Linked DNA regions of Homo sapiens: region 2 is linked to region 1. A link is a loop called in an ENCODE intact Hi-C map of the cell type or tissue named here. Cell type or tissue: B cell. All regions are shown on one strand. Each heading gives the region's core, and the rest is flanking DNA. Links, peaks and the distances in the headings are about the cores only. Region 1 holds the start of LINC01629 (long intergenic non-protein coding RNA 1629). Region 2 has its middle 54 kb from the start of LINC01629.

Region 1 (9,895 bases), core at 1,896-9,895:
TGGAGGAATGCAGCTCAGCCCATGGAAGGGTGTGTAGGGGGCAGGTGGTGGGGGGATGCAAAAGTTCTTTCTGGTTCTCTTTCCTTTCTTTAAGGACAATCTTCCGGAAGCAACAGTGCGGGCAGCAATGGAGTTTACTGGAAGGCGCCTAGGCAGCTGGGCAGAAAGGAAGGGATCACCCAGCAGAAGCTATGGGAGCCCCTCTGTTCCTTCTGAAGGCACCTTGGCTGTTCACCAGAGCAGAGGGCACTATGGGCCCTGGTGCTGCTCAGGATGCCTGAAGGGGTGGGTGGGTGGCAAGGCCCATCCACCAGGGCACCAAAGCTGCAGAGTGGTGGGACTGGGAGGAGGGCTTGCACTGTGGGCCCGGCCTTTGGGGAAGAGTATTGTTCTGTTGCTGACGAAGCCCCAGCCCACGTGCAGGAATTGGCTGGGAGGCTGAAACTACCCTGGGTGACTGGGTCATCCGTTTCCCAAGCCCCACAATTCTTTCCATTCCACCCGGCTCACCATCTTGGCATGCCCCCAGTGCCCCACTGGGTGGAGGGAAACAGCAATACTCATTTATGGAGTCTGCAGTCTGCCAAACACAGTTCATGCGTTATCTCAATGCATGAGAATCCTTGCAACTACCCTATGAGTGCGTTGTTCTCCCCATTTCACACATGAGGAAACACGCTCGTGGAAGTTGTGTGACTTGCCCAGGGCCATAGAGCAGGAAGTGGCAGAGAGAACTTTCAAACCCAGGCTGGGCTAACAGGAAAGGTTGGGTTCTTTCCACAGCTGCCCTTCAGACTCCTTCCAGGGGGCGTCCTGGAACCAGCCAGCCCATCCTCCAGATTGGCCTAGGGTGTGGGCTGCCAGCCACACACTCCCCTCTCCCCCTACCATGCCCCCTCGTCCCCTCGGTGTTGGCTGCTCAGTGGCTCCCCATGCCCCCTGGCCCTCCGAGTCTCAGGTCCACGCCCAGCACGGTTTCTCTGCCAGGTCTGCACTAGGCTTCTGTCCCAATGGCCAGACTGAGGTTGCCATGAAAATGCCCTACCCTTGGACTCCCTCGTGGGCCCCACAAGCCACTGGAATGTCTCAGAAATCCCACCCTTCAGGCCCACATCCAAATCGCCTCTCCCAGACGGCCTCTCTCATTGCGAGCAACAGGAAAATCCTTTCAGATCGTGTCCTGATTTTCAGTTGGAAAACAGATGGCCACCATTGCAAGGCTGGCCATACACCCTCTTACTTCCTTTTTCTTTTTCATTCCATTTTCTCTCTGTGTGTCCAATATCATGCTGTGGTTGTTACAAGCACAGACATAACCTGAACTTGACTTTCGGATCTGCCCCTTCTCAGCCTTCTGACCTTGGACTCCTTACTTGGGCATTGGTGTCGTCTTCCTTAATAATTGTGACTGTATTCTGCATTCTTGGCTTTTTTTGTTTTTTGTTTTTTGTTTTTTTGAGACAGGGTCTGGTAGTGTCACCCAGGCTGGAGTGCAGTGGCATGATCAGAGCTCACCACAGCCTTGACCTCCTGGGTTCAAGCGATCCTCTCACCTCAGCCTCCCCAGTAGTTGGGACTACAGGCACATGCCAACACTCCTGGCTAATTTTAGTATTTCTTGGTAGAGATGGGGTCTCACTATGTTGCCCAAACCAGTCTCAAACTCCTGGGCTCACACAATCCTCCCGCGTCGGCCTCCCAAAATGTTGGGATTATAGGCATGAGCCACCGTGCCTTGGCTTTTTGTGAGTATTGAAGAGATAATAAATTAGAATCAGTGCTACCTTCTCAGCAAGCTTTTTCCAACCTTTCTTCTTAAAATTACAAACCCATCCCGACTCCAGCATCCTTATCCTCCTTCCCTTCTGTATTTTTCTCCATAGCACATGTCACCATCTTATGTACTAAAACTTTCACGTATTTTGGTTATTGACTCTCCCTCCAATGGAATGTAAGCTCTATGAGGACCGGGATTTTAAAAATCTGTTTCCGGCTGGGCGCGGTGGCTCACGCCTTAATCCCAGCACTTTGGGAGGCCAAGACAGGTGGATCACTTGAGGTCAGGAGTTCAAGACCAGCCTGGCCAACATGATAAAACCCCGTCTCTACTGAAGATACAAAAAAATTAGCTGGGCATGGTGGCACATGCCTGTAGTCCCAGCTACTTGGGAGGCTGAGGCAGGAGGATCACCTGAACCTGCAAGGTGGAGATTGCAGTGAGCCGAGATCTCGCTACTGCACTCCAGCCTGAGCACCAGAGCGAGACTCCGACTCAAAAACAAACAAACAAACTGTTTTCATGGTTATGTCCCTGTGTCTAGACAGGGCCTGATGCACTGTGGGCACTCAAAAAAATATTCATTGAGACTGGGCGTGGTGGCTCATGCTTGTAATTCCAACACTTTGGGAGGCTGAGGTGGGAGAATTGCTTGAGGCCAGGAGTTTGAGACTAGCCTGGGCAACATGGTGAGACCCCTTCAAAAGAAAAAAAAAACTGGCTGGGTATCGTGCCTGTAGCCCCAGCTACTCATGAGGCTGCAGCGGCAGGATCACTTGAGCCCAGTAGTGTGAGCTTATAGTGAGCTATGATTGTGCCCCTGCACTCCAGCCTGTAGGGCAGTGACCAAAGGAGACCCTGTTTCTTTCTTTATTTTTTTTTTTTTGAGACAGAGTCTCACTCTGTTGCTCAGGCTGGAGTGTAGTGGCGCGATCTCGGCTCACTGCAAGCTCTGCCTCCCAGGTTTACACCATTCTCCTGCCTCAGCCTCCTGAGTAGCTGGGACTACAGGCGCCCGCCACCATGCCTGGCTAATTTTTTGTATTTTTAGTAGAGACGGGGTTTCACCGTGTTAGCCAGGATGGTCTCGATATCCTGACCTCGTGATCTGCCCGCCTCGGCCTCCCAAAGTGCTGGGATTACAGGCGTGAGCCACTGCGCCCGGCCAGGAGATCCTGTTTCTTAAAAAGACATATATAATTGAATAAATGGAGTAACGGGGCAGGGCCAGTGGCATAGGTATTTTTCAGAAGCTTGTGATTTTGAGGCACCCCTAAGTTTTCTAGGTGGATAAAGCACCTGGCAGGGTGCCTGGCCTGAGGTTAGCTTAGTGCCAGAGGCCGGCTGATGGCATTATCTTGTTCCTTTAAGTTTCCTCGCCCACACCTATACCTTGGGCCTCCCAGTGATATCACTGGGAAGCCCTGTGGCATCCTGACCCAAGGGCCCAGCCATTCCAGCTTCTAACCCATCCCACAGGGGACAGCTCCTGGCTGCCACGCCCTCCCTTCCCTCCTCTCACCCACTTTGGAAGGGTGAGTCAGGACAGAAGACCAGGAACAGTGGCCTCAGGCCACTCTCCCGCTGCCCAGGCAGCCTGTTCTGCCCAGGGCTGTGGCAGGAAGGAGCCAAGCCACAGGGCAGGCCAAGGCTGTGCGGGCAGCTCAGGGCAGGGGCCTGGGGTGGGGCGGAGGAGCTCCCCTTTCTTGCTGGGATCTCTCCACAGGCCGCCAGCAGGCCCTGAGCTCCAAGGGGAGCCTCTTCCACCGGGCCACTTTCACTTTCTCTTTTCTCCACAGAAGCAGAACCAGCAGGCCCAGCTCACAGAGATGGGGTGGGAGTTAGGAGTCAGAAAAACTGGCTTGGCCAGGCGCAGCGGCTCAAACCTGTAATCCCAGCACTTTGGGAGGCCGGGACGAGTGCATCACCAGAGGTCAGGAGTTCGAGACCAGCCTAGCCAACATGGTGAAACCCTGTCTCTACTAAAAATACAAAAATTAGCTGGGCATGGTGGGGGGCACCTGTAATCACAGCTACTTTCAGGAGACAGAGGCAGGAGAATCGCTTGAACTCAGAAGGCGGAGGTTGCAGTGAGCCGAGATTGCGCCATTGTACTCCAGCCTGGGCAACAAGAGTGAAACTCCGTCTCAAAAAAAAAAGAAAAAAGAAAAAGAAAAACTGGCTCCTGGGGGGCCTCCTGAACATGGGAGAAAGGCGGCTCAACAGCCTCTGTGCCCCATAGCCATGTGAGTAAATCTCAGCAGAGAAATAGTAATAATGACAGTCCCTTATATTCCTCAGCCAGGAATACCTTTATTTATTTATTTATTTATTTTTATTTTTGAGACAGGGTCTCAATCTATCACCCAGGTTGGAGTGCAGTGGTGCAATCTCAGCTCACTGCAACCTCCACCTCCCAGACTCAAGCAATCCTCTCACCTTAGCCTCCCGAGGAGCTAATTTTTAAAATTTTTTGTAGAGATGGTCTCACTATATTGCCCAGTCTAGTCTCACACTCCTGGTCTCAATCGACCCTCCTGCCTCAGACTCCCAAAGTGCTGGGATTACAGGTGTGACTTACCATTTACTCAGCCTGCCAGGGATACTTTCAAAGCACTATCATGATTATTATCTCACCAGATCCTCACTCTGGGGCGGGGATAGGGAAGACAGGAATTAAAAAACAAATGCAAAAAAAAAATGTCCTCCAGGCTGGGAGTCAACTGAAGCCAGAAAGCCAGGGCAAGAACATTTTGTAGGTTTTGTATTTTGCCAGATTTCCTCCCTGTTCCCAGAGGTTCACCTCAGAGCAGCAGAGCCTTGCTCAATCTCTGCCCATCCAGGAAGAAACTGAGGCAACCCTGGCAGGACCCAGAGTGGAAACACAGCTGACGCCTCCATCATGGCCCCCTGTAACAGTGCAACACTCACAAACAAAGGAAGGGAATTCACTCCTGGATTTCCCAGCAGAGCCAAGTGTGTCTTAGGAGCTGGCAAGGAAGGGAGGTGACATCTGGGAGAGGACCAGGAGCCGTCAACAACCCTGGAGAAGTTGTGTTCATTCTTACTTTCCAGATAGTAAATATTGCCTAAAGACAGAGCTAGCAGAGATTCTCAAGCCTGCTCAGGATTTCTCTAAAGCCTTCCTGCTGCTTTCAGGGGTCAGGAGCCCCTGCAGCCTTTTTTGTTTGTTTGTTTGTTTGTTTGTTTGTTTTTGAGGCTGAGTCTCCCTCTGTCGCCCAGGCTGCAGTACAATGGCATGATCTCAGCTGACTGCAACCTCTGCCCCCCAGGTTCAAGTGATTCTCTTGCCTCAGCCTCCTGAGTAGCTGGGATTACAGGCGCCCGCCACCACGCCTGGCTAAATTTTGTATTTTTAGTAGAGACGAGGTTTCACCATGTTGGCCAGGCTGGTCTCGAACTCCTGACCTAAGGTGATCTGCCCACTCCGCCTCCCAAAGCCCCTGCGGCTCTTATCCATAGATCCTGCACAGGAACACCCCCACGCAGGCCCTGGCCCTCTCCTTGTTATGTGTCCCTGAGGCTGTCCTCCCAGGACTTGGTTCACTTTCAGGTCTGCCACCCATTGGTGCATTCATTTCTGTATTTAATGTTACTGAGCACCAACTATGTCCCACACACTCTTCCAGGTACTGGGGATACAGCAGAGCCAAACAAAACCGAGAAAGTCTCTGCCCTCAAGCTTTTATTGAAGGAGGGAAATAGACAAAAGAGAAGCAAACAAACAAAAAAGGTAAAATCAGAGGGTGGTAAAAGCTATGAAGGAAATAAAGCAGTATAACTGCTTAAGGAGCAGGGACCTCTGCAGGTGGATGGCAAGGGAAGGTCTCTCTGCAGAGACGACATTGACATTCATGCTGAGACCTGGGCCAGCCATGCAAAGAAGGGGGGTGTAGGCAGAAGTGCCGCAGTGGGAACAGGCTAGAAGTTGGGCCTGGTGCTGGGACAGTCCCAGTTCAGGCATGTCCTCCTGGTGTCGTTTTTAATAGCTCATCCTTTCACAATCAAGAGTGGCTCATGCCGGAGATGAGTTACCCGCAATGAGGGGCTGGATTTATTCTAAGGGCAGAGGGAAGCCATCACAGGAAATGATGTGATTGATGTTTTGAAAAGAACTCGCTGGCTGTTCCGTGAAGAATAAATTAGAGGGGCAGGAGGGAAGAAGTCTGCCTGGGGCGGCTGCAGCAACCCAGGCGTGCTGCGAGGTGCCCTTTGACTAGATTCCAGTGGGGGCTTTCGGGCGAGCAGAAGAACCCCAGGGATCAGCTCTAGCCACGCTCAGCTCCCTGGGCCGGCCCTGGGCATTTCTGAGACGGCCCTCGCGCTCAGGGACCTCTCCTCGCAGTTCCATTGTCTGTTCTTGCGGAGTCCTGCCACACTGGGAGGGCCACCCCCTCCTCTTGCTCCCCTCCCCTCCCCGGGTCCAGCCCCTCCCCTGCCTGGCCCGGCTGCCGCCCAGCGCCAGCCAGAGCCCACCCCGCCTCCCTGCAGGAAGCCGGCTGGCGGCGCCTGCTGCGTGACCTTGGGCTGCAAAGTCGGGCGTTTGCAAAGTCAAAGCGAGTCACTTCCTCCCCCAGGCCTCCCCCGAGCGGGCAGCCGGCCGCCGCTCCCTGCCCCCTCGCCCGCCGCGGGCCGGGGCTGGCGCTGGCACGAACGCGCTCTGCATGCTAAGTGCTCGCGCCCGTTCCCGCCGCCCGGAGGCTCATTTGTCACCCGCTGCTGACTCAGCACTTCTGCAGAAGGCTTTTCCCTCCGCTTTGGAGGAGGAGGCCCGGAAATGAGGCAGAGGCTCTTCCTTCCCTTCCCTCCAGCAGGGGTGTGTGGCGTGGGTGTGTGCGGGTGTGGCAGGGTCTGTCTGTATGTCTGATGCCTGTCCATCACCGGTGTATATTTTCGCGGCTGTGTCTGTCTTTTGTGTATGGCTGAGTCTGTGTATGTGTCTTAGTGCATGTTGATCCCTGCGCCTGTCTGGTGGGTCTTTGTCCCTGTCTGTGGGCATCTGTGTTGGCCTGTGGGCCTGTCATGTGTGTGTCATACGTGTGTCTGGGTGAGTGTGTGTGTGTCCCCCCCACCCCCCTCCCTCAGCCCCAGCCTCCTCCCCTCAGACTTCACCTTGTCTCCTGGAGTGACCCTGGGGTTTCTGAGGCCAAAGTGGCACACCTTCCCTCCCCTGGCACCCCCAGCTCCCATCCCACCCTCTGCCACCAGTCCCCTAACATGGGACCTCAGGGGCTGAAAACACAGGCTCTGGAATCAGCCACATCTCCACATCTAGGTCTCAGCCTAGGCTCTGCACTTGCCACAGGGACCTTAAATGAGATACCTTTCCTGAGCCTGTTTCCACACTTATAAAATAGAGGTGATCATATCTCCCTAAAAGAGGATAATTTCATGATGGGGTCTGGTATATCACATGCAGCAAATGGTGCCTGTTATTTCTACTTAAAGCAATAGGCCCAGTGTCAGGCACATAGCCAGGGTCTAATAAACGGCCACTTAAGAATAAAAGCACCAAGAAGCCCTTTCCTTGGCTGCCAGAAAAGGGAGTGGGTGGGGAGATGGTGACCTGGATTGGGAGCTGGGCAGGAGCTGTTTGCATGACACCTACTGTGAGGAGAGAGATGTGGTGACCTGATTTAGTGCTGCCTTGGGCAGCCAAGGAAGTCAGGAAGGAAATCACAGACGAGGGGCTCGGGAGCTGCTGTGCCCTGCCCTGCCCTTCCCCAGACCACACACTGCCTGACACCCGCAGGCAGAGTGAGGGCCCAGGGGGGAGGAGCACAACTCCATGCCAGCCCCTACCTCCAGAGCAGCCCTCATGCTGTGTCCCTGGGTGAACAACTTTTTTTTTTTTTTTTTAAGACAGGGTCTCTCTCAGCCACATAGGCTCGACTACAGTGGCGCGATCATAGCTCACTGCAGCTTCGACTTCGCGGGCTCAAAAGATTCTCCCCCTTCAGCCTCCTGAGTAACTGGGACTACAGGTGCATGCCACCATGCCCAGCTAATTTTTAATTTTTTTTTGAAGGGACAGGGTCTTGCTATGTTGCCCAGGCTGGTCTTGAACTCCTGGGCTCAAGTGATCCTCCTGCGTCTGCCTACTGAAGTCCTGGAATTATAGGCATAAGCCACTTTGTCCAGCCGCTGGGAGAATATGCACATCCATTCGTTTTACCTCTTTAGCAATCTTGTGAAGGAGATTCTTAGCATCCCCATTTTGCAGCTGAGAAAAACTGAGACTGGGAGGTTAAGTCCCAAGGTCACAGGACCGACAGGTGGCTGAGAGAACCCTGGCATTCCAGCTGCCAGTCAGGCACTCCCTGGTTGTCTACACTAGCTGCCGTCTTCCTGGGCACACACAGAGGAATCAGCACACACCCGGTACACCCTCCCATGAGCAGAACTCCTACACACTGGCTGGTACCATACCCTCCCTAACACCAGCACCCGTAGCAAATTCTTTCCAGGGCCAGCCAAGCCCTACTCCCCTTTGTTAAAGGCAGCTTTCCTCAGAAGGGTGAGCATTTGTTGTCTCAGGGCCTGCAGTGTGGATTCTACCTTCTTTTTACTGTGTTCAGCAGGAGCGAGGCAAACCAGCTTGGGATAGAAACACAGGCGTTTCCTCCACTGTCAGGGTTTTCCTGGGGCAGGCATCTGAGTTACTGCCTGGACCCGGTAGCCCCTAGCAACAGGGCACCACTCTCACCTGGGCCATTTATGATGACTTTGGGAGGTGGAGCCAATTAGGGGGCAAAGCAGGGATCCCCACAGGTGGGAGTGGCAAAAGAGTGGAGGCTTGAAGTCCAGGAAACCCCAGTGTATGCCTCTGCTGCTAAGGAGCCGTGTGGCCTTGGGCAAATCACTATCCCCTTCTGAGCCTGGGGCTCCACATCTACATAGTAAGGGAAGTGGCACTCATGTTCCTTCCAGTTCACACACAGTCCCACATGCTACTAGACCTAGGTTAAGGCAAGGTCTGTGCTATCAGGTACTACCATAGACACAGAAACCGGGGGAGACTCTGCCACCATTATACCCACCCACCCCAACCCTCAAGTTCCCAGCTCTTCCTGGGAAAACCGACAGACAACAGGCCCATGTAGGCAGAAGAAATCAACATGAGGGGTCTCAGTGCCTAGAGAATAGACTTAGAATGAGCCCAAAGTGGAAGGGAGAACCAAAGAGTTTCCCTCACTGCCACATTTGGCACTCCTGCTCCAGGGAATCCAGCACTGAGCTAGAGACAGGATGCTGGGTTCGCCATTCAGGATTCGTAGGTGAGGCCACAGCCATTTCTGCTTTCGGGGCCTGTAACTGGTGGAGAGAAACGGGTGATAGCATCTGTGGCCTTCCTGATTCATAGGTTTATCCCAGCATGAGGCGTGGCTGCTGCAAAGCAGACATGTCCATTTCTGTCCAGACACAGTTGGGGCGGGCAGTGGGTGGCTGCAGCCTGTCCTTACATGGGGCTAAAGGGGCCCAGCCACTTAGTGACTCACCCACTTGCCCAGCCAGCTGAAACCCTGGCCTCACCCTTCCCTTCTGCTACCTACAAAAGCCCCCTGACATAGCACTCTTGTCATACTGAGACTAAGGTAGAAAAAGACACTTCCAAAGGGTGTCAATGACAAGAGAGAAATAGACATAGAGTGGTCACTTCATTTACCAACCCTGGAACCGCAGACCTCTGGGCTTCCTGGTATGTGATTTCAGTTTTACCCCTCACTGTTTAAATTGCTTGAGTTATGTATTTTGTTATTGATTTATTTATTTATTTATTTATTTATTTTGAGACAGCGTCTCTCTCTGTCGCCCAGGCTGGAGTGCAGTGGTGCGATCTCGGCTCACTGCAACCTCCGCCTCGCGGGTTCAAGCGATTCTCCTGCCTCGGCCTCTCGAGTAGCTGGGATTACAGGCATGCACCACTACACCTGGCTAATTTTGTACTTTTAGTAGAGATGGGGTTTCGCCATGTTGGTCAGGCTGGTCTCAAACTCCTGACATCAGGTGATCCGCCTGCCTCGGCCTCCCAAAGTACTGGCATTACAGATGTGAGCCGCCTCACCCGGCTTGTATTTTGTTCTTGCAGACGAAAGC
Region 2 (12,653 bases), core at 2,113-10,112, 50 kb before region 1:
CCTATGAGGCAAAAGGACTTTGCTGTTGCAATTAAGTCAAGGACCTTGAGCTGGGGAGATTCTCCCCCATCATCCAGGTGAGCTCAATGTAATCACAAGGGCCTTTATAAGAGGAAGGCTGGGCGGTGGCTCACTCCTGTAATCCCAGCACTTTGGGAGGCTGAGACAGGCATTTCACCTGAGGTAGGGAGTTCAAGACCAGCCTGACCAACATAGAGAAACCTCGTCTCTACTAAAAATACAAAATTAACAGGGTGTGGTGGCACATGCCTGTAATCCCAGCTACTCGGGAGGCTGAGGCAGGAGAATCACTTGAACCTGGGAGGCAGAGGTTGCGGTGAGCTGAGATCGTGCCATTGCACTCTAGCCTGGGCAACAAGAGCGAAACTCTGGAGACTAGAAGGTCAAAAGTAGAAGAAGGAGATGGGACAATGGAAGCAGAGGTGGAGTGATGAGCTTTGAAGATGGAAGTAGGGGCCACAAGCCAAGGAATGCAGGCGGCCTCTAGAATCTGGAAAAGGCAAGGAAACGGATTATCCCCTGGCTAAACAGACTCTCCCCTTTGATTTTAGCCCCATAAGACTCATTTTGGACGTCTAACCTTCAGAACTATAAGATAATAAGTTTGTGTTGTTTTAGCTACTAAGTTTGTGATGACATGGTAGGAAACCAAAACGGGGCTGAAAAGAGAAAGGACCATGAGAAAAGTGGAAAGAAGAAATCCTCCCAACGATGTTGCATTTGCAGTCGCCAAAGACCCAGGAGGCTTCCCGGGAGCTCCAGGTATGTCCTTCCCACTCGCTTTGCCGCCCAGCTGTTTTTTCCATCCTCGGAGGCTCAGCTCAAATGTCACCCAACTAGTGTTGCCCTTCCTGGGCTAACCTGACCTGGCAGAGTTCCCCACCCCTTGCCCTGGTGCACAGGGCACTGTCTGTGGCAGTATTCTGGACAGCCCACCTTGGTACTGTAGTTTTTTGTCTGTCTTAGTCCCTTATTAGAGGGGGAGCTCCTTGGGGATTGGAGCTATAGTCATTTCTCCTAAAAGTGTGTTAGATTGAGTGGAATTAAGCCAAGCCCTCCACATCTTAGACTTGCACTACTGAGTGTCTGATTTCATTTCAACCCCGCCCAGCCTTTCAAAGCTCATTACCCAAAACAGAAGCTTTCCCTCTCTTTTAGTGTCCTCTCTTGGCCATCAGTGTAAATGTCACCATGGATACCTAGTATTTTGTTTGCCCACCGGCCATAGAAATCTTTCCCCCCAGAAATTTTCAATCAGGACCGAGAGTTTCCAGCCCAGGCTGACGGCTCCCCTGAATGGAAGACATGTAAGCCCAGCCACTGTTATTTTCACTGGATATTTTCTACCCCAAGTTCCGAGCATCCCAGAAAGCAGATGTGGGGAAGAAGCAGGAGGCAGAGGGCAGAAAGGAGAGGGAGGGCTTTCTGTGCTCCCACAGTGCCCTGTTCCTGGTTTTAGTCAATCCCTGAGGCCCAGTGGCATCTCTGCCCTGGAATTCCTGAGATGCCTCTGGGGTCTTTCCAAAAGATTCCTGTTTTGCTTAGCCCAGCCAGAGTTGATTTCCATCACTTGCAACCAAAGAAGTCCTATAAAACTTGGAATGAGCCAGCCCGAGCCAAGAACAGAGTGCTGGCACATTACATACATGATGTGTTCCCAAACCAAATATGGTAAAGCCATACAAAGAGGCCACGAGTGTGGCCACCCTGTTTATGCGGAACACTGTAGAAAATCCAGAAGGAGGAAAGGGGGCCTATTGTTCCATCTGTCTGGCTGTAGGGCAGGGGCCAGGAGGAGGCAGGAGGGCAAGATGGAACATGGAAACCAAATCATGGGGTGGCACAAAGCATGGGGTATGGCCAGGAATTGAAACAGTGAGGAGCAGAAGCCAAAGATGCCAGGATTCAATGCCCAGATAGAAAAGGCACAAACCGCAGGAGTGGGCCATGGTCCAACCAAGGGAGGAAGCTGCCCTTTGGGTACCAGAGAGTTCTGATTAATGCCCTAGGGCAGGATCTGTTCTTTGTGCGTGAACACCTCTCTTGAAGGCCCAGAATCCCTGCCACTGACACCACCCACCTTGGTAGACCCACTGAGTCATGAGTCTAGTTCCTAAGCCCTAGTCAAACCTCAGTCAGGATCACAAAGCTCATGCATTTGACTCATGGGGTAGTCTATGGTGCTGGATTCTGTACCTCTTTATTCTTCTTTTAGAAGCAGTCTTAGCAAGCTTAAGTAACTAGTTTCCCAGGCCATGATGGATTGGATTCGTGCATTAGAAATGGGGAGAGATGGCTGGGCGAGGTGGCTCACACCTGTAATCCCAGCACTTTGGGAGGCCAACGCGGGCAGATCACCTGAGGTCAGGAGTTCGAGACCAGCCTGGCTAACTTGGCGAAACTCCATCTCTACTAAAAATACAAAAATTAGCCGGGCGTGGTGGCAGGCACCTGTAGTCCCAGCTACTCAGGAGGCTGAGGCAGGACAATCGCTTGAACCCAGGAGGCAGAGGCTGCAGTGAGCCAAGATCATACCACTGCACTCCAGCCTGGGCAACAGAGTGGGACTCCATTTCAAAAAAATAAAATAAAATAAAGAAATGGGGAGAGATGGCTGGGCACAGTGGCTCACGCCTATAATCCCAGCACTTTGGGAGGCTGAGGTGGGTGGATTACCTGAGGTCAGGAGTTCAAGACCAGCCTGGCCAACATGGTGAAACCCTGTCTCTACTAAAAATGCAAAAATTAGCCGGCGTGGCAGCAGGCGCCTGTAATCCCAGCTACTCAGGAGGCTGAGGCAGGAGAATTGCTTGAACCCAGGAGGCAGACGTTGCCTTTTTGAAACTCTGTCCCGCCGCCTCCAAAAAAAAAGAAAGAAATGGTGAGAGATGCTATTAAGGAATCACCATCACAGCAACCAGAACTAATATGCTACAGCAGTGCTTCTTGGCCCCAGCCCTGATGACACTTGGGGCCAGCTCCCTCTTCACTGTGGGGGCTGTCCTTTGCCTTGCAGGGGGGTTACCAGTAGCACCTCCTCTATTTATGTCAACCAAAAATGTCTCAGATATTGCCACATGTCCTTGAAGGACAAAATCTCCCAGATTGTGAACCACTGTGCTGTAGGAAGAGAGTAAGCAGCAGTTACAAGTCCTCCAACTCCTGACAGCTCTCTTGCACTTCTGCCACGCAGACGAATAGTCCCCAAGAAGCTGCAGGATGGTGCTGACCAGCCCATCTGCAAAGACCCTGTCTCAGAAAGCGTGGGAAGTGTATGCCCAAAGGGTGACAGCGCTTCCCTGGGGAAGGTTCGAAGAAGGAATGTTTTTCTTCTCTTGGCATCTTTTGACAGTGCCTGGCACATGTTAGACCTTCAGTAAATATTTGAATATTTGTTAAGTTAAATTAGATTATAAAGGTTTCTAGGCTGATTCTGTACTGGTTTTGGACTTAGAAAGGGATGGATTGTTAAGCCTTTTTTTTTTTTTCAGACAAAGTCTTGTGCTGTCACCCAGGCTAAAGTGTCTTGGCACAATCACAGCTCACTGCAGCCTCTACTTCCTGGGCTCAAGTGATCCTCCCCTCCCAACCTCTCAAGTAGCTGAGACTGTAGGTGTGGGCCACCACGCCCACATCATTTTTTTAAATTTTATGTAGACAGGGAGTCTCACCATGTTGCCCAGGCTGGTCTCAAACTCCTGGCCTCAAGCAATCTTCCCACCTTGGCCTCCCAAAGTGTTAGGATAACAGGTGTGAGCCATTGCACCTGGCCTCTTCTGATGAGATTTTCTCAATCCTTCCAGGCCCATCTCCATTCCTGCTTCCTTCCCAAAGCCAGTCCCGAGTCTTCTCTCTCCTGACCCCTCTCCACCTCCCTCCAGCACTCTGACCTACTATATGCTTATCTTGTAGGTCAAGAGGAAGTAAGAATCTCTGTATCCCACTGAAGAGTGTGCACCAGGTGCAATCAGATAACCAGGGTGTCACAGGGTAGAGGTCTCTGTCTCATGTGTTTTTTTTTTTTTTAAGTTTTTTTTTTAGAGACAAGGTCTCGCTATGTTGTCCAGACTGGACTCAAACTCCTGGCCTCAAGCAATCCTCCAGCCTCGGCCTCCTGAGTATTCGGGACTGCAGGTGCACACCACTGCACCAGGCTTCTGTCTCATTTCTGGTTTGTGGTGTGTGCCCCTTTCTCTTTCACTGCTCAAGGGGTAAAGAAAATTGAGATCTGACTTATGGGGCCAAAATTAGGGGGGGAAGAAAAGCACTGCTGTCTGGCAGCTGGGGTCTCTCCAAACATATTCTCTTTTTTCTCAGAACAGCATGACGAAAAACATAAGCTGAGCCAGAGTAACTGCTGTCTGGCACAGCACAGGGTAGTTGCGTGCGTGCATACATGTGTGTGAATGTGTGAGCGGATAAGGATGGGCATGCTGGAGAGCGAGTGAGAGCGCGTGGGAGGGTACGTGAGGACATGCGTGTGTGTGTACTTGCGCACACAAGCTCTATACACGCGTTTTCTACTTGGGGTTATTCAGGGTCGGCATTCCAGTTGTTGGAAGCAGATCCTCAGCTGAGTGGCCTCTTTTGTAACCAGGGCCGTAGGTCTGAGCATTTCTTTTTGCAGTAGAAATGGGCTCTGTGATGAGTCACACCAGTGGCTGGACAGAAGGGAGACTTGGCTGAAGAAGCAAGTCTTCCTGAGTGGGTCTAGGGCAGCCACGGCCAGACCCTCACACAGAGACAGCCCCAGAAAGAGTGGCCCGTGGCAGGTGTGGGAGGCTCCTGGAGCATACTCACCGTCTGGGAGGGTTACATCTCTGGACATCAAGGTGGGAGCACACAGCTTGGCATGCACCCAGGGGCCTGGGCAGACCTTCACACTCACCTTGGAAGAGATGAGCGAGCAGCCATTCCCGCTGGCCCAGGACATTCACACCATGGGAATTCCCAAGGGCTCTGTCCTAAGAGATCTGATCTGAAATCCAAGCTCAGCCTGAAAAGAAATTGGCCCAAGTCATCCTAGTCCAGTCCCCACTAGGTGCTAGTTCCCAGCCCAGAGTCCAGGACAAGCACTCATTCCTACACTCCTGCTGGGAACCAGGAGAGAGACTTACACACCAGGAGACAGAATGAGTTATGCAAAGTCCCAGGGGCGGCCTTTCAGGGTGGTCAGGATGAACCAGGAACTCGCAAACAAGCTGAAGAAGGCACAGCAGAGAAGCCGATGAAGACTCACACTGAGAAAACACTTAGGGGGATGTGTCACCGGCACCGTGCCAAGCGCTGCATCATCCACCAACTCAGATCTTTGAAGCAATGCCTTAAGGGCACTGGGGCATTAGGCTGCTCAGCGGGCAGATGAGCAAACGGAGGCTCAGAAAGCGGAAGTGACTTTCCTGTTAGCACGCAGCTATTAAGTGCAGAGCCGAGATTCAAACAAAGTCAAGAATGAGGTACAAAATGTCTAGCAATCAGTAGGCTGGTTAAATAAACACTGATTTATTTATGGAATACTGGGCAGCCATTGACATTTCTTGGTAGAAGAATAGTTAATGGCCTGGAAAGATGTTCAAGATATGTAATTGAGCAGAAAAAAAAAAAAAAGCAAGGTACAAAACAGCATGTGCAGAGAGATTATTAAAACATAAAATACAGGCCGAGCACAGTGGCTCCTGCCTGTAATCCCTGCACTTTGGGAGGCCAAGGTGGGTGGATCACCTGAGGTCAAGAGTTCGAGAGCAGCCTGGCCAACACGGTGAAACACCATCTCTACTAAAAATACAAAATTAGCAGGGCATGGTATGCACGCCTGTAATCCCAGCTACTTGGGAGGCTGAAGACAGGAGAATCTCTTGAACTGGAGAAGTGGAGGTTGCAGTCAAGATCGCACCACTGCACTCCAGCCTGGGCAACAGAGCGAGACTCCATCTCAAAAAATAATAATAATAAAAAAACACACACAAAATACAGAGGTATGATTTCCGAGGAAAAAACTCAGAATATCAGCAGGGGCTTTCTCTGGATAATAGGAGTAGGTGTGAGTTCTACTCTATGGGTTTGTTCCTTTTTCTTACAATGATCATTTTGTAACAATGACAAACCTGACTTGGAAGAGTCCAGGCTGTGTTTCAGTTGTGTGGGGAGTGGGGGTGGGGAGGCGGTGTTTTGGTAGGGGGTGATGAGGGGATGATGGCTGGCACTGTGAGGTGATGGCTGAGCAGGTAGGAAGGTGTGGTGAGAAGCAATGCCTTTCCTAGGAACATATCCATCTTTCTTTTTCTTTTCTTTTCTTTTTTTTTTTTTTTTCTGAGATGGGGTTTCACCCTTGTTGCCCAGGCTGGAGTGCAATGGCACGTGATCTCAGCTCACTGCAACCTCTGCCTCCCGGGTTCAAGTGATTCTCCTGCCTCAGCCTCCGAAATAGCTGGGACTACAGCTACACCCAGCTAATTTTTTATTTTTAGTAGAGACAAGGTTTCACCATGTTGGTCAGGCTGGTCTCGAACTCCTGAAATCAAGTGATCCGTCTACCTTAGCCTCCCAAAGTGCTGGGATTACAGGCGTGAGCCACCGCACATGGCACACATCCATCTTTTTTCCTTTTTCATTTGTATCTTTTTTTTTTTTTTTTTTTTTTTTTTGAGACAGAATCTCCCTCTGTCACCCAGGCTGGAGTGCAGTGGTACCATCTCAGCTCACTGCAACCTCTGCCGCCCAGGTTCAAGCAATTCTACTGCCTCAGCCTCCCAAGTAGCTGGGATTATAGGCGCCTGCCACCGTGCCTGGCTAGTTTTTGTAGTTTTAGTAGAGACAGAGTTTCACCATGTTGGCCAGGCTGGTCTTGAACTCCTAACCTCGTGATCCACCCATCTCAGCCTCCCAAAGTGCTGGGAATACAGGAGTGAGCCACTGTGCCAGGCCTTTTTTTTTTTTTTTTCTTTTTTTGAAACAGAATCTCACTCTGTCCCCCAAGCTAGAGTGCAGTGGTGCAGTCACGGCTCACTGTAGTCTTGACCTCCTGGGCTCAAGCAATCCTCCTGCCTCAGCCTCCCAAAGTACTGGGATTATAGGCATGAGCCACCACACTTGATCATCTTTTTCCTAGACCTGACAGCCAGCAGGAGAGGCTGGGTACCCTGGCTGGTTCTCTGCGTGCACACGTGATTGAGTTCTACCAGTCTGGGCCTGTCCTTGCAATGCTGGGGGCAGGTGAGAGTAGGGAGGGGACAGAATTGGACCAGATGTGTCCTAGATATGCACAGAGAAGGTGCAGGTAGCTGGTGACAGGGACTTAAATGTGTGTGTGTGTGTGTGTGTGTGTGCCAAGTTCAGAGGGGAAGGTGCCCTGCTTAAAAATAAGAGTGGGCCAGTTGCAGTGGCTCACACCTGTAATCCCAGCACTTTGGGAGGCCGAGGCAGGCAGATCACTTGAGGCCAGGAGTTCAAAACCATCCTGGCCAATATGGCAAAACCCCGTCTCTACTAAAAAAAAAAAAAAAAAAAAAATTAGCCAGGCATGATGGTGTGTGCCTGAAGTCCCAGCTACTCGGGTGGCTGAGGCACAAGAATCACTTGAACCCAGGAGGTGGAGGTTGCGGTGTGCCAAGACTGCACCGCTGCACTCTAGCCTGGGTGACGGAGCGAGATTTGGTCTCAAAATAAATAAATAAATAAAATAAAAAGAGTGGCAATATAAGTCCAGCCATCTAGAACTGTGGGTCTCAATCCCTTGAGACCCAATGACATTCCCTTTAAAATTGATTTTTAAATATTTTGTAACAGCAACCTGAAAGTAAATGTGTTAATATAACCTACCTACTGACATAATATTTTTAATCGGCCAGGCGCGGTGGCTCACGCCTATAATCCCAGCACTTTGGGAGGCCGAGGTGGGTGGATCACCTAAGTTCAGGAGTTCGAGACCAGCCTAGCCAACATGGTGAAACCCCATCTCTACTAAAAATACAAAAAATTAACCGGGTGTGGTGGTGGGCACCTGTAATCCCAGCTACTCGGGAGGCTGAGGAAGGAGAATCACTTGAACCCATGAAGTGGAGGTTGCAGTGAGCTGAGGTGGCCCCATTGTACTCCAGCCTGGGCAACAAGAGTGAAACTCCATCTAAAAAAAATATATACATACATATACATATATATATATATATATATATTTTAATCATTATTATTATAACTATATCATAAAGGAAAAATATTAAAATGAAACAACAGGTATTTCAATATGTAAATGGTCAGGAATGACTGCATTCCGTATGTAAATGTTTAGGCATGACTGCATGAGAAGGCAACATTTCCACCACCACCAACGCTCATGCGGGCACACACATTTCCAAAATTCTTCCTAGGGGAGATTCAACCCTGAGGACCACTGATTTAAATAATAGCAGGCTGTGGCTCACGCCTGGAATCCCAGCACTTTGGGAGGCTGAGGCGGGCGGATCACGAGGTCAGGAGATCGAGACCGTCTTGGCTAACACAGTGAAACCCCGTCTCTACTAAAAATACAAAAAAAAAAAAAATTAGCCGGGCGTGGTGGCGGGCGCCTGTAGTCCCAGCTACTTGGGAGGCTGAGGCAGGAGAATGGTGTGAATCCGGGAGGCGGAGGTTGCAGTGAGCCGAGATGGCACCACTGCACTCCAGCCTGGGCAACAAAGTGAGACTCTGTCTCAAAAATAAATAAATAAATAAATAACAATAGCTGGCCTATAATGGGTGCTTTCTTTTTTTTTTTTTTTTTTTTTGATACGGAGTCTCGCTCTGTCGCCCAGGCTGGAGTGCAGTAGCGCGATCTCGGCTCACTGCAAGCTCCGCCTCCCAGGTTCAAGCCATTCTCCTGCCTCAGCCTCCCAAGTAGCTGGGACTACAGGCACCCGCCACCATGCCCGGCTAATTTTTTGTATTTTTAGTAGAAACGGGGTTTCACCAGGTTAGCCAGGATGGTCTCGATCTCCTGACCTCATGATCCACCTACCTTGGCCTCCCAAAGTGCTGGGATTACAGGTGTGAGCCACCGTGCCCGACCATAATGGGTGCTTTCTATGGGCCAGTGTTCCAGTGGCAAGGGAACATGAATGGCATGGGTGTAGCAGGAGGCAGGTGGCTTGTGTGGAGAGCATGTGAGGTGGGCCAGTGTGGCCATGCACACATGAAAAGAGAGAAGCTGTGGTCCTGTGGTGAGAAGGAGGAAGCAGCTGCCTTCCCTCTGGGCTCCTCTCTTGACATCACATCCTGCCTTGGAGGAGGAGCCCAATGAAGACAGCATCTAGAGATGATTTGGGTTGAGGATCCCATGTTGATCAGAATTCACCAGGCCTTTCAATGCTCACTTCCTCCCCAGGAGGTGAGCTCGAACTTCGGACCCTCAGATGAATCACAGAGACCACACATGGAGACCCATCTCCCTGTTTTGTAATCTCCATGCATTCGTAGCCAATCTCCCAGCCACACCTTCTCAAGTCCTGATAGCCATTCGCAGTCTCCCCAGCCTCCACTAGCAAAGGAGAGATGAGAGGGCTCCCAGCCCATGGCCCTGAGGAGGGTGAGGACTGGGCCAGACACCTTGGGCTAATCGATAAGGAGCCTCTTGAAATACCCTCGTCACTTCCTGGCTGTGTGCTGAGCCACTCTAGGGGAAGAGGGATTCTCAGACAACCCTTGGGCCAGGCACTTGGATCTTGACTGGAATAATTAGACACAGAGCCAACAATGATGTCATGCCTCTGCAGAAGAAAGAAGGATGACTTTGAGCAAGGTGCTTACCTTGGCCTCAGTCCTCTTGTTTGTCAAGTGAGCTGGGGTGGACCTGACAAGTTTTAACATTCCTGTGCTGCCATTCCAATGTGAAGACAGATGTTCTCTTGGGCAGCCAGTCACAATGGCTCACACCTGTAATCCCAGCACTTTGGGAGGCTGAGGCAGGAGGATCGTTTGAGCCCAGGAGGTTGAGGCTGCAGTGAGCTGTGATGGTGCCACTGCACTCCAGCCTGGGCAAGAACAAGACCCCGTCTCAAAAAAAAGAAAAAGAAGTCCTCCTGGGACTTGAAGTCCCTCTAAGAAGAATATGGCAGTGATGGCTTTGCATAGCCAACTTGCTTCCCCATCCAACTCCCTTTAGTTTCCATGGGGAACTTCTCTCCCTCTGCAGGGGGCCCTACCTGCTTCCAAGAATGTAAGGGTAGGCAGGTGACCTTGGCTGCCCAGCCAGAGGTTCCTCCCTATGTTGATTGATCCTTTAGTGGACATGGCCTCTAAAGGTCCAGTTAAGAGTCTTCCCTGGCCAGGCACGGTGGCTCATGCCTGTAATCCCAGCACTTTGGGAAGCCGACGCAGGCGGATCACGAGGTCAGGAGATCAAGACCATCCTGGCTAACACGGTGAAACCCCGTCTCTCCTAAAAATACAAAAAATTAGCCGGGTGTGGTGGTGGGCCCCTGTAGTCCCAGCTACTCGGGAGGCTGAGGCAGGAGAATGGCTTGAACCCGGGAGGCAGAGCTTGCAGTGAGCCGAGATCACACCACTGCACTCCAGCCTGGGCGACAGAGCAAGACTCCATCTCAAAAAAAAAAAGAGTCTTCCCTAATATATGAAAGACAGAAATTATGTTTCTGGGAATTTATTAGAAGGAAAGATGTGAATTTAAGGCTACTAGCTGTCATCTTTCTGACACAAGAGAAAGCACATGTGCAGAGTGAAGCCAGTACATAGAAGGAGACAAAGCTGAGAGACTAAGGAGATAAAACGCCTATGACATTGTTTGAACCCCTAGATCAAACTGTGCCTGAAGGTGGTGCCCAGTTGAGGGTTAATAAACTCTCTTTTTGCTTAAGCTAGTTGGATTTGGGTTTCTGTAACTTGAAACTGAAACCGTCCTAAGTAATGTAATCTTTCAGCAGCATCTCTCCAAGTTGGGCTGTGAGAGAGGTATTGAGCACATGGAGAGGTAGAATCTGCCAGTTTATACCTATAGTCTAGCCAAAGAAACCCATAGCCCCAGCATATCTCTTCTGCCATGTGCTTTGACAATCTCGTAGTCAGCCTTATAGAGGGGACCTCACCTGGCCGGGTGTGGTGGCTCACTCCTGTAATCCCAGCACACTGGGAGTCTGAGGCAGATGGATCACGAGATCAGGAGTTCAAGACCAGCCTAGCCAAGATGGTGAAACACCATCTCCACTAAAAACTACAAAAATTGGCCAGGCGTGATGGCTCACGCCTGTAAACCCAGCACTTTGGGAGGCCGAGGCAGGTGGATCACGAGATCAGGAGATCGAGACCATCCTGGCTAACATGGTGAAACCCTGTCTCTACTAAAAAATACAAAAAATTAGCCCAGCGTGGTGGCGGGCGCCTGTAGTCCCAGCTACTCGGGAGGCTGAGGCAGGAGAGTGGTGTGAACCCAGGAGGCGGAGCTTGCAGTGAAGCGAGATCGTGCCACTGCACTCCAGCCTGGGTGACAGAGTGAGACTCCATCTCAAAAAAAAAAAAAAACTACAAAAATTAGCCAGGCACAGTGGCAGGCACCTATAATCCCAGCTACTCAGGAGGCTGAGGCAGGAGAATCCCTTGAACCCCGGGTGGCAGAGGTTGCATTGAGCCAAGATCATGCCACTACGCTCTAGCCTGGGTGACAGAGTGAGACTCCGTCTCAAAAAAAAAAAAGAAAGAAAGAAAGGACCTCACCTAACCCAACCCGTGGCCCATGCCAGCATGCACATTTTTCAAGCTCAAATTTGACAGCCTTGAAAAAGAATGTCTTTGTGCCCAGCCACATATTACCCCAGGAAATAGCATGGACTCTGCATTCAATACTTGCCTCCATGATGGGAGATCTGCATCCCCTGGCACTGGGATTACAGGGACCTGGGGCTTAGAATAGCCCATCTGCCCTGTTGATCCTTCTACTACCTCAAGCTGCTGACAGGAGAAACCAGCCCCAGCCACAGGGCCAAGGAAGACTTGGGTCTTAGTGTCACTGGTTGCTATACATGCAGTACCTGAGTTCTTCAATCAGTGTTCCACTCTGCTATGAACTGAATTGTGTCCTCCCAAAATATTTGTATGTTGAAGCCTTTAACCCCAATGTGACTATATTTGGAGATAGGGCCTTTGGGAGGTAATTAAGGTTAAATGAAGTCATAAAGGTGAGGCCCTAATCCAAAAGGATCGGTAGCCTTATAAGAAGGGGAAAAGATACTCTGCTCTTGACATGCACAGAGGAAACAGTGTGGGCAGACAGTGAGGAGGCAGCCATCCACAAGCCAGGAAGGGAGCCCTCACCAGGACCCAATCCTGCTGGCCCCCTGCTCTTGGACTTCCATCCTTTGGAACTGTGAGAAAATAAGTTTCTGTTGTTTAAGCCATGCAGTCTATGATGTTTTGTTATGGTAGCCCAAGCTAAGACACACTCCCCGCATATACTGCCTTCTGAGGGGGTGGGGAAATAATTCTTATCAATGATTCTCAGCAGTGACCATGCGCCTGGCATTCTCCTAAGCACTTTCCATACCTTAGCTCATGGAATCCTCATAACAACCCTGTGAAGTAGGTAGCATTACAATCTTTATACAGGTGAGGAAACTGAGGCACAGAGAGGTTATGGAACCAAGGCCACACTG

The links. Hi-C counts contacts between places; a loop is a spot of excess contacts. Peaks named below come from ENCODE experiments on the same cell type or tissue, not always from the same donor. Only the 100,000 strongest peaks of a DNase experiment are listed, where the experiment ranks them.
Region 2: it touches region 1 in a loop (5-fold over the local background); 71 of 110 quality-filtered maps call a loop at or near these places.

Annotation. Positions count from the first base shown.
Region 1 is chr14:76,950,257-76,960,151 of GRCh38, forward strand. It overlaps LINC01629 (long intergenic non-protein coding RNA 1629), which reads left to right and starts at 9,382. Exons shown (of 3, transcript NR_133913.1): 1 at 9,382-9,497. RefSeq lists enhancers at 2,850-3,419, 3,420-3,989, 5,752-5,821, 6,070-6,604, 8,983-9,162 and 1 more and a silencer at 6,162-6,521. In B cell, for the core only: no CTCF peak of the experiment used is centred there; DNase peaks (open chromatin) are centred at 3,555, 5,855, 6,415, 9,215 and 2 weaker places; H3K4me3 peaks cover 2,433 bases; H3K27ac peaks cover 4,824 bases.
Region 2 is chr14:76,899,752-76,912,404 of GRCh38, forward strand. No RefSeq gene overlaps it. Among named protein-coding and RNA genes, the nearest start is that of LINC01629, 54 kb to the right of the region's middle. RefSeq lists enhancers at 4,100-4,837, 4,663-5,862, 5,142-5,191, 9,102-9,161. In B cell, for the core only: no CTCF peak of the experiment used is centred there; DNase peaks (open chromatin) are centred at 5,360 and 9,210; H3K4me3 peaks cover 900 bases; H3K27ac peaks cover 1,760 bases.